Regions from separate parts of the Homo sapiens genome. Here region 1 is linked to region 2. A link is a contact called in ENCODE Hi-C data. All regions are on one chromosome and are shown on one strand. The core of a region is the stretch at or near the end of the contact, and the rest is flanking DNA. Distances in the headings are between cores, read along the strand shown.

Region 1 (4,839 bases), core at 1,743-4,242, 1.3 Mb before region 2:
GGCATATGGGCCAAGAGGTGGTTGAAATAACCACTGACTTCATTCCTTAAGGCTAAATATGCTTTTATTTATACAAAGCTTCTAAGGTTTGAAAATAAACAAGAGAGACTGAAATAATAAGTGAGGTGATCAATATGTTAATCGACTTGATTTATTTATTTCATTGTATACATATATCAAAATATCACACATTATACCCCATAAATAAATTTATTATTTGCCAATTAAAACATTTAAAAGGCTGGGCACAGTGGCTCATGCCTATAGTCCCGGCACTCTGGGAGGCCAAGGAGGGAAGATTGCTTGAGTCCAGTTAAGGACAGCTGGACAGCTTGGGCAACATAGTGAGACCTCATCTCTACAAAAATAAATAAAACTCTTTGGGCATGGTGGCACATACCTGTACTCTCAGCTACTCAGGAGGCTGAGGTGGGAGGATCATTTGAGCCCGGGAGGTTGAGGCTGCAGTGAGCCGTTGATTGTACCACTGCATTCCACCCTGGGTGACAAAGCAAGACCCTGTCTCAACAACAACAATGGCAACAATAACAGCAACAACACAATTTGAAAAGAGAAAACAAGTGAGACTAAGATGAACCATAAACAGGCGTTAGTTTTATTAGTATTGGGTAGCTGACCAAAGTATTTGCTGTGCTGATACATAAATAATGCCCTATGAGAGGATTCTTTTCTGCTGTGCAAATCAAATTCAAGAAACGTGCCAGAAGAAACAGCACAGTGTAGACTGAGTTGCACAGTAGTTCCTTCGCAATGCTGAAGTGGGTAGAGTAGACCAATTTATTGATTTATTTTTAGACAACATGTTTATCTTTTTGTATTTGTGCTTTAATACAGTTAAGAGAGCCAATAAATAGTTGTCATGGGTAGCCTGGTTTTAGGTCTAAAAGTCTCACAGATACACATATCTTATCTCTTGATTCATTTTGACCTGATAGCCATGTCAGGGATTTTTTCCCATGTGAAGCTACTGAAGTGAAAATAGCTGTATATCCTGTAGACACTTGGAGGGCTGTGATTCAGGGGAAGAATCTTCCCATTTCCTCCTATGAAGAGATGGAAAGAGGAAGGCTTGCATCTCATACAGAAGCTTTGATGGATTACTCATCTCGTGCTTTCCTTGGTGTCTGTCCTTGGGACATTTTTTCACATCAGGTCAAAGTCAAAACCAACAATCACACAAAGAAACTAACAGAGACAACTACATAGATGAACATCCTTACTTTTCCTTTATAAATCTTTTAGAAATGAAAAATACTGAGATTATAAACCACCATCCCCAGTAAAAATTCTCAGCACTGAGGCCCTAATGGGCTTCCCTTTGATGCAGGGCAGGTAAGCCCCAAAGCTGGGGCTTAGCCAGCGAGAGTTCTTGCCTTGCCTTTGCCCAGGAAAGAATTCAAGAGCCAGCTGGTCATGTTAGAAAGCACCTTTTTTTTTTTTTTTTTTTGAGACAGAGTCTCAAAGGCTTGGGTGCAGTGGCATGGTCACAGCTCACTACAGCCTCAACCTCCCAGGCTCAAGTGATCCTCCTACCTCAGCCTCCTGAGTAGCTGGGACCACAGGTGCATGCCACCATGGCTGGCTAATTTTTGTATTTTTAGTTGGGACAGTATTTTGCCATGTTGCCCAGGCTGGTCTCAAACTCCTGGGCTCAAGTGATCCGCCCACGTCAACCTCTCAAATTGCTGGGATTACAGGCATGAGCCACTGCGCCTGGCCTAGACAGCAACTTTTATTGAAGCAGCAGTGTACAGCAGCAGCAGAGGTACTGGTTCTGTGGAGAAGGCCACCCCACAGGCAGTGTGCCCAGAGTGGCAGCTCAGAGGCAGTTCTGCAGTCATAGTTATACCCACTTTAAATTACATGCAAATCAAGGGGTGGATTATGCAGAAATTTCTAGAAAAAGAGTGGTAACTTCTGAGTCATTGGGTCATTGCCATGGAAAGGGGCAGAAATCTCTGGGTGTTGCCATGGCAATGGTAAACTGACATGGCACTCTTGTGGGCATGTCTTACAGAGAGGTATTTTTATCTCTTCCCTGTTTTAGCTAGTCCTCAATCTGGTCCAGTTTCTGAGCATCACCTCCAGAGTCCCACCTCCTATCTCACCTTGTAGACAACATTTCACATGTGTTGTCACAACTCATTGCTGGAGGAATCAAGCATGTCCTTTGGGACTCTACTGGGAGGGGACTGTACTGGGAGGGGACCGTACTGGGAGATGGCTCTTGGAAGCTTGTGCTTGGTTACTTCTGGACCTCGCCCATGTGCCTTTTCCCTTTGCTAATTTTTCTTTGCATCTATTTACTGTAATAAATTTTAGCCATGAATGTCATTATATTTAGATTTCTAGCAAATCACTAACCTGGGAGTGGTCCTGTAGATCCCTGACACAGCCTCCTTTACTAGATTTTTCTAAGTATTAAGTGTGATTATATTGGCATTATATTATAATAATAAGTAATTAATAATAAACACTAATAAATGAAAGATAGCAAAATTACCTTATGATAACATGGAAAACTTGAGTCATATGCTAAAGGACATGAGATGGAAAAAGAGCATTAGCCAAGCCTGAAATTTTCTGCACATTTTCCAAAGTGGATTTTTAAAAAATAACCGCAAATAAGTGCAGAGCTTTTTTTTACACTAGAACAATTAGGATGCCTTATTATTGTCTGAACTCTTCTGCTTGCTTGAGTCAATGAAAACTTTACACATATTGGCTAGATATATTCTCAGATATCTTCTGCATGTAAGCAAAGGGGAGAAATATTGTGCCGTTCTGAGCCTTTGAGAAAATTTGCCTTACCCACTTCCTGTGTTTAAAGAAAGGCAATGTATTAATATCTGGCAAGAGCACATTTGAGATCGAGACAAGAAGACAACAGGATGTACTTTCTTCTTGTCAAGATAGAACTTCATGCCTGGCTAATCAACTAGAAAGTCTGATTTTTGCATGCCTCAGGAAAAAGCAATCATAGGTGGTTTTGAGAGGAGGGTTCTCTAGTGTTTCCTTCCCTCAGAGCCGAGATCTTACATGTAAATTGATGCACTTCTTCCTGGGGCATCCAGCTTTCAACCACCTTCACATTATGTTTAGCAAAAATAGATGAAAATTTGTAGCCATGTGCATATTTTGATTACTGCTCCCGCTCATATACTCAGTGACATGAAAGACTGCCAAGCTTACATAGGACCTAGCGCAAGAAAAGGCTCCGCAGCAGGTCTGGGCCCTGTCGCTTGGGCCATATGATCCTGCAGATACACTTGCATTGGAGGTATCAGTTATGAGAAAAGATGCTATGTGTTCAGTGTGCAGATAGGTAGATTAAAAAGAGAGAAAGATGCTATATGGGTTTTGTGGCAAGTGCCAGTGGAAGAATCACAACTCAAGGCCTTGGGAATCTGGAGCAAGGCTATGCCATCTCTGGTGGAGAATCACATGCCTTTGGAAAAACTACTCCTACCATGCTACAAGGCTCTGGTAGAGACAGAAAGCCTGCCAATGGTTGCCAAGTGACCAGGCAGTGAAACTTCTCATTGTGATCTGGGGCAAATCAACCAAGTTATAAGATAAGGGGACACCAGCAGGAATTCATCCTAAAATGAAGGTGCTGCCGGACTGAAGAGAAGCAGGACCAGAGGGCAGAAGTAAGCTGCATGAGCAGCAGCGCAGACTGCCAATGTACCTACCACTGTTTTCCCATTGCTGCGCCCTCATAGCTGAATGGGGGATTCTTCATTGCAAGTTGAAAAAAGAGAAATTTGAGCTTGCTTTGTAGATTGCTCTGCCCTATGTATGAGTGCAAGCTGGAAGTGGATGGTAGCTTCTCCACAGTCTGCTCAAAGGTGGTCTTGAGAGACAGTGGCAGGGGAAAATCCTCCCAATAGGCAGTGCTTTGAGGAGGGCACTTGGCTAACCACTTTGTGTGGAAAGAGAAGTAGCTTGAGGTTAGGATATATACAAACTCATGAGCAATGGCAAATGGTCTGGTCAGCTGATTTGGGACTTGGAGGGAAAAAGATTGGAGGTCTAGGGGAGAGGGATGTGGATAGACATACGGGAATGAGCATAAAGTGCATAAAATGTGAACATCCACCAGAGAGCACCCTCAAAAGAGTCACTAAAAACCAAGTAGCCAAAATGTCCTAGCCAGTTGACTGACAGACATCTCTGTCATTGGCCACCCCAGTGTTGGCATGATAGACACACGAATCAAGTGACCGTGGTAGCAGAGATTGAGGTCACTCATGGAACAAGCATTGTGGATTCCCATTTACCAAGACTGCCACTACAAAACGTGCAGCTGCCAGCAACAGAGACTAGGGAAGAAGTTGACTACATTGGGCCCCTTTCATTCTGGAAGGGCCAGCAGTTCATTCTCAAGAATAGAAACATTTTCTGTGTCTGGATTTGCCTTTTCCTGAATTCTGGGCCTCAGGCAGAGCCGCTGTGGTCTGTATCTCAGGACAGGGCTCCCAGGCCAATGCATTCTTCCTTGTTCACTGCATTCTTTCCTGGCCAATGCATTCTTCCCAGGCCAGTGCATTCTTCCCAGTTCAGTGCATTCTTCCCAGGCCAGTGCATTCTTCCCAGTTCACTGCATTCTTCCCTGGCCAGTGCATTCTTCACTGTCAGACCCTGACATAGCTGGTAGTTAGAGACTATCTATTGACTGCAAGCCTTAAAAGGCAATCTGGGCAGTGGCACCACTGTCTACTATCCAGAATCAGCTTTTTTCTTGTGTTTTCTCTCCCATTTCCCTCCAGTACTCAGGTTCCCACTGTCTCTCCCATTCCTTTTTCTCTTTCCTGA
Region 2 (4,877 bases), core at 2,166-4,665:
TAGATATACAATTCAGAGCAGAAGTTGGCAGATACCACGGGAAAAACTTTCTGAAATTTCTGTAACAAATGTTTTGCAATAAAAAAAAAAACTCAGTAGTTTAAAACATGACTTGGACTTCTTTGTGCACTTATTTGCTGCCATCTAATCTTCACCATCCTCATCCTAAGAACTTTTGGAGTAGAGATAATTGCCTAGGGCTCCACAAATTACTTGTTCCGGTGAGCAGAAGTTGCAAACTGGTAGCCTGTGGGTCATATCTAACCAGTAGGAAAAGGGTATTATTGGCCAGCAATTTTTTTTTTTAATTTGGAACATTTAAAAATTGAGCCTGGGCACAGTGGCTTACTCCTGTAATCCCTGCACTTTGGGAGTCCAGGGTGGGAAAATCCCTTGAGATAAGGAGTTCGAGACCAGCCTGGCCAACACGGTGAAACCCCATCTCTATTAAAAATACAAAAATTAGCCGGGTATGGTGGCACATGCCTGTAGTCCCAGCTACTCTGGAGGCTGAGATGGGAGGATTGCTTGGACCCAGGAGGTCGAGGCTGCAATGAGCCAAGATGGCACCACTGCACTCCAGCCTGCCTAGGCAACAGGTCGAGACTCTGACTCAAAAGTAAATAAATAAATAAATAAATAATTGACAGATTTCACATCTAATTCCAGATTTCTAGCTTCTTTTAAAAAACCTGAAGATCTGGTAATATAAGACCCATGTTTTCATATGACAATAATCAGCTGAATCATGGCATCTTGGGTGCTCTTTTAGAAGGAGCCTGTACTCTCTAATATACCACAGTCCCCACCATTCTCAAGTTCCCTTTACTCAGAGCATTACCTGGATGGCCCCTACATGTACTGGGAGGATGAAATTCAGCCCATAACAGTGGGTGAATTTGTGAGTGGAAATGTAGTGGTCTTTTACAATTTTAATTTCTTTTAAGGTAAAGGAATCAGAATACAAGAATCAACTGGAAACAACATATGTGTTGGTCAACAGGAGAAAATAACTGATTATGATACATGATTAAAAATAATTAAATTTTGTGTATTGACATAGATGTCATTGCTATATTCTTAAGTCTATTTAAAAAGAAGTACAGAGAAGCATATATGGTCTGTCTCAGTCCATTTGGGCTGCTATAACAAAATACCTTAGGCTGGGTGATTAATTTATAAAAAGAGAAACTTATTGCTTACAGTTCTGGAGGCTGGGAAGGCCAAGATCAAGGCACCAGCAGACTCGGTGTCTGGTAAGGGCTTGCTCTCTGCTTCACAGATGGCACCTTCCTGCAGCCTCACATGGGGGAAGGTGCAAGGGAGCTTCCTTGAGCCTCTTTTAAAAGGACACTAATCCCAGTCGTGATGGTGAAGCCTTCATAACTTAATCACTTCCCAAAGATCCCTAATACTATCACACTATTAGTTTCGAACGTGAATTTTAAGGTGACACCAACATTCAGACCATAGCATGTTCTAATATCAATTTTTGTAAAAATTAAACCAGGCATATAGATTATGGATGTATTTGCATATGAATAGTAAAAGTCCAAAAGAATATCACAGAAGAGAATAAAATTTTTGCAACAGAACTTTTTTTTCACAAAAATTCAAATGCTGTGTAAGGGCAACCTAAAGTGACCTAAGTAAAATTAATGCAAGTATCACTAGACATGAACCAGGAGGATTTTCTTTGCTTTCTTTCTCCTCAGAAACCTGTTGTAGGTATTGTGACAATAATCATAAGCCTTATAATGGCAGGTCATCTTCTCCAAGGTATGGTAAAGCTGGAATAAAAGAAAATAAAAATGGTAGCAATGGTTTAACTATTAATGTTGGGAAATTATAATTTTAGGCATAAATATAATCAATGCCTTTTGAGCAGCTACTTTGTTCCTCTAGAAGAACTGAAAATTTTATTAAAAAAGCAAGACAGTCATGACTAAAAAGATAATTACATGTTTTAGTTATTTAATTAGAGCTGTTGAAAAAATGGGGACAAGCAGCCTAAGTTTAGCTCATCAACACTAAAACTATTCAAGTAGAAGCAAAATAGCCACCAGAAAGGCAGCGTATGGATGGTTTCCCACATTTGGGTTGGAAATTGGACTAAAAAATCTGCTCTGAGACTCTGTGTAGAACAGACTCAAAATCTTCTTAGAATAAAAGGAAAGAATGAACATTTGTAGCCTAGAAGGACCTGAAGGAATCGGGCAAGACTAAAGAAGCCAGGAGGTAGAGTCTGGCATTTCCAAGCCTGGAGTCCCAGGCAAAAACAAAGGTGTAGCCGCAAGAATAATTGAGGCAGGCCAGGCGCGGTGGCTCACACCTGTAATCCCAGCACTTTGGAAGGCCAAGGCAGGTGGATCACCTGAGGTCGGGAGTTCGAGACCAGCCTGACCAGTAGAGAGTATTTTAGTCTCTACTAAAAGTACAAAATTAGCCAGGCATGGTGGTGCATGCCTATAATCCCAGCTACTCGGGAGGCTGATGCAGGAGAATTGCTTGAACCCAGGAGGTGGAGGTTACGGTGAGCCAAGATCGCACCATCACACTCCTGCCTGGGCAACAAGAGCAAAACTCCACGTCAAAAAAAAAAAGAAAAGAAAGAATAATTGAGACAAATGCCTGGGCTCCAGTTGGAAACCAACCTAACCAGAGCGGAGGATTCACATTGGAGATTTGCCGGAAAGTATGGCAATCCCTTATATTCATTTAATCTCAACACATTTATGAGATTGCCATTAATATTCCCATGTCCCAGATGGGAAAAAATGGGGTTCATTATTTTATTTTGTTTTATTTTATTATTTTGAGACAGGGTCTCACTTTTTTGCCCAGGCTGGAGTGCAGTGGCATAATCTCGGCTCACTGCAACCTCTGCCTCCCAGGTTCAAGCAATTCTCCTGCCTCAGCCTCCCTAGTAGCTGAGACTACAGGCACACACCACAAGGCCTGGCTAATTTTTGTATTTTTAGTAGAGTTGAGATTTCACCATGTTGGCCAGGCTAGTCTTGAACTCCTGACCTCAAGTGATCTGCCCGCCTCGGCCTCCCAAAGTGCTGGATTACAGACCTGAGCCACCGCACCCAGCCCCATCATTTTATACATCAATGGTTTGAACGTTATTCTGTGATGAAAAGAAAGCGACTGAAAAATTCTGGTCCAAAATGTGGGCTGTAACATTATGGCATGGCAAGGGAGAGGGTAGGTACAGTGAGACTAATTGCAGGATTCCAGGCTCCAGGTGATAAAACCTTATAGATTAAAAGACACTTTGGAGAAATTTCACAACTCAATTCAGGAAATATTTCTTGGATATCCACAATTTGAAAAACACTTGACTAAGTGCTAGTACCTTCTGTGTGAAATGTCAGCCTCTTACTCAATTTCCTGGTGAACAATTAGTCATATTTCATAGAGGACTATTTTTCAGTGTATGAGCATGACTTGAAATGCCTCCTTGCTGGCAGTCATTTTGTGCAATATGGAAGAGCTCTATACCTTTGGCTACACCCTTAGAGAAGGAGGCATTGACCCAAGAACACCAATCAGAGTTTTTTCTTTGAGGATCTGGAATAGAGTTGAGAGAGCTGAGCAATTCCGGGTATTGAAACCATAACTTATAGTCTCAGGAATTGTCAGCAATCATGTTTCTACATACTGGCTGACTTGCAGAAGAAGTCAGTCTGCCAAAAAATACAGAAATTAATAAAGACACAGAGACGGGGCAGATACATAAAACGAAGTTTCTAGGCTCTTCCTGGAACATGGCTATCATCTCACCTTTGATGTCTAAAGCCATATCAGTATCTTTAAAATAAATTTTCTCTTTAGTAGGCTGAATAATGGCCCCCAAAGATGTCCATGTCCTAATCCTCAAAAATCTGTGAATGTTACCTTATATGGCAAAAGGGATTGTGCCAATGTGATTAAGAATCTGGAGATGGGTAGATGATCCTGGATTCTCCAGATGGGTCCAGTGTAATCACAAGAGACTTGTAAAAGTGAGGCAGGAGGAATCAGATTCAGAAAGTAGACTATGTGACAAGAGAAGCAGAGATTGAAGTAATACAATGTAAAGATGGAGGATGTGGCCACAAGCCAAGGAATACAGGAGCCCTCCAGAAGCTGGAAAAGACAAGGAATGCATTCCTCTCCTAGAGTCTCCAAAAGTAACTGGAACCACAGATATCTTGATTTTAGTTCCTTCAAACTCATTTTGGATTTCCGACTTTCAGAATTGTAAGAGAATAAATATGTGTTATTTTAATTCACTGTTTCTGGTGTTTTATTATAGCAGCAATAGGGAAGTAATGAACCCCTTCCCCACCTTCACGTTTTTAAAAAATCACGTTGGTGTCTAATTTTGTGCAACCACAGACTCTAAGTCTACTATATCTTTTTAATACTAAGATGTCAGCGACTATAAGAAACACCACCAAAATAATACCAGATTTGGGAAGACAGAAATATTGCCACATTAAATGTATACATTGATCAAAAATTATATCCTGGATTCAGGATGTAAAAAACAATGTGCTTAGATTTAATAAAATAAGACAGTATATCCTTCAAGTCACAACTAAAGGATACATTGCCTTCACAACTCTGCCTCTATGAAGCATTCTCCAGCCTACCACAATGAACTTTCCTTTCCTGACCAATGATATGGTTTGGATTTGTGTCCCTGACCAAATCTCATGTCAAATTGTAATCACCAATGTTGGAGGAAGGGCCTGGTGGGAGGTGATTGGATCATGGTGGCAGAATTTCCCTTTCCTGCTTTCTTGAAAGTCAGTGAGTTCTCATGAGATCTGGTTGTTTAAAAGTATGTGGCACTGGCCAGGCATGGTAGCTCATGCCTGTAATTC

The links. Hi-C counts contacts between places; a loop is a spot of excess contacts on that map.
Region 1: a loop to region 2 is called in a map with no recorded cell type, with 10 times the contacts of the local background. The contact joins two enhancer-like sites. A Hi-C loop is called at or near these places in 1 of 168 maps with a recorded cell type or tissue (breast epithelium) and 1 of 37 single-sample maps with no recorded cell type.

The regions. Positions count from the first base shown.
Region 1 is chr9:71,793,689-71,798,527 of GRCh38, reverse strand. No RefSeq gene overlaps it. Among named protein-coding and RNA genes, the nearest start is that of CEMIP2, 28 kb to the right of the region's middle. RefSeq lists enhancers at 3,036-3,125, 3,662-4,210, 4,211-4,760. Within about 2 kb of position 2,992, at least 5 of the 41 ENCODE cell types and tissues checked have a DNase peak (open chromatin) inside an H3K27ac peak, as active enhancers do.
Region 2 is chr9:70,524,294-70,529,170 of GRCh38, reverse strand. All of the region lies in intron 3 of KLF9-DT (KLF9 divergent transcript), which reads right to left. It overlaps TRPM3 (transient receptor potential cation channel subfamily M member 3), which reads left to right. Exons shown (of 26, transcript NM_001366145.2): 26 at 1-111. Among named protein-coding and RNA genes, the nearest start is that of KLF9, 110 kb to the right of the region's middle. Within about 2 kb of position 3,415, at least 2 of the 41 ENCODE cell types and tissues checked have a DNase peak (open chromatin) inside an H3K27ac peak, as active enhancers do.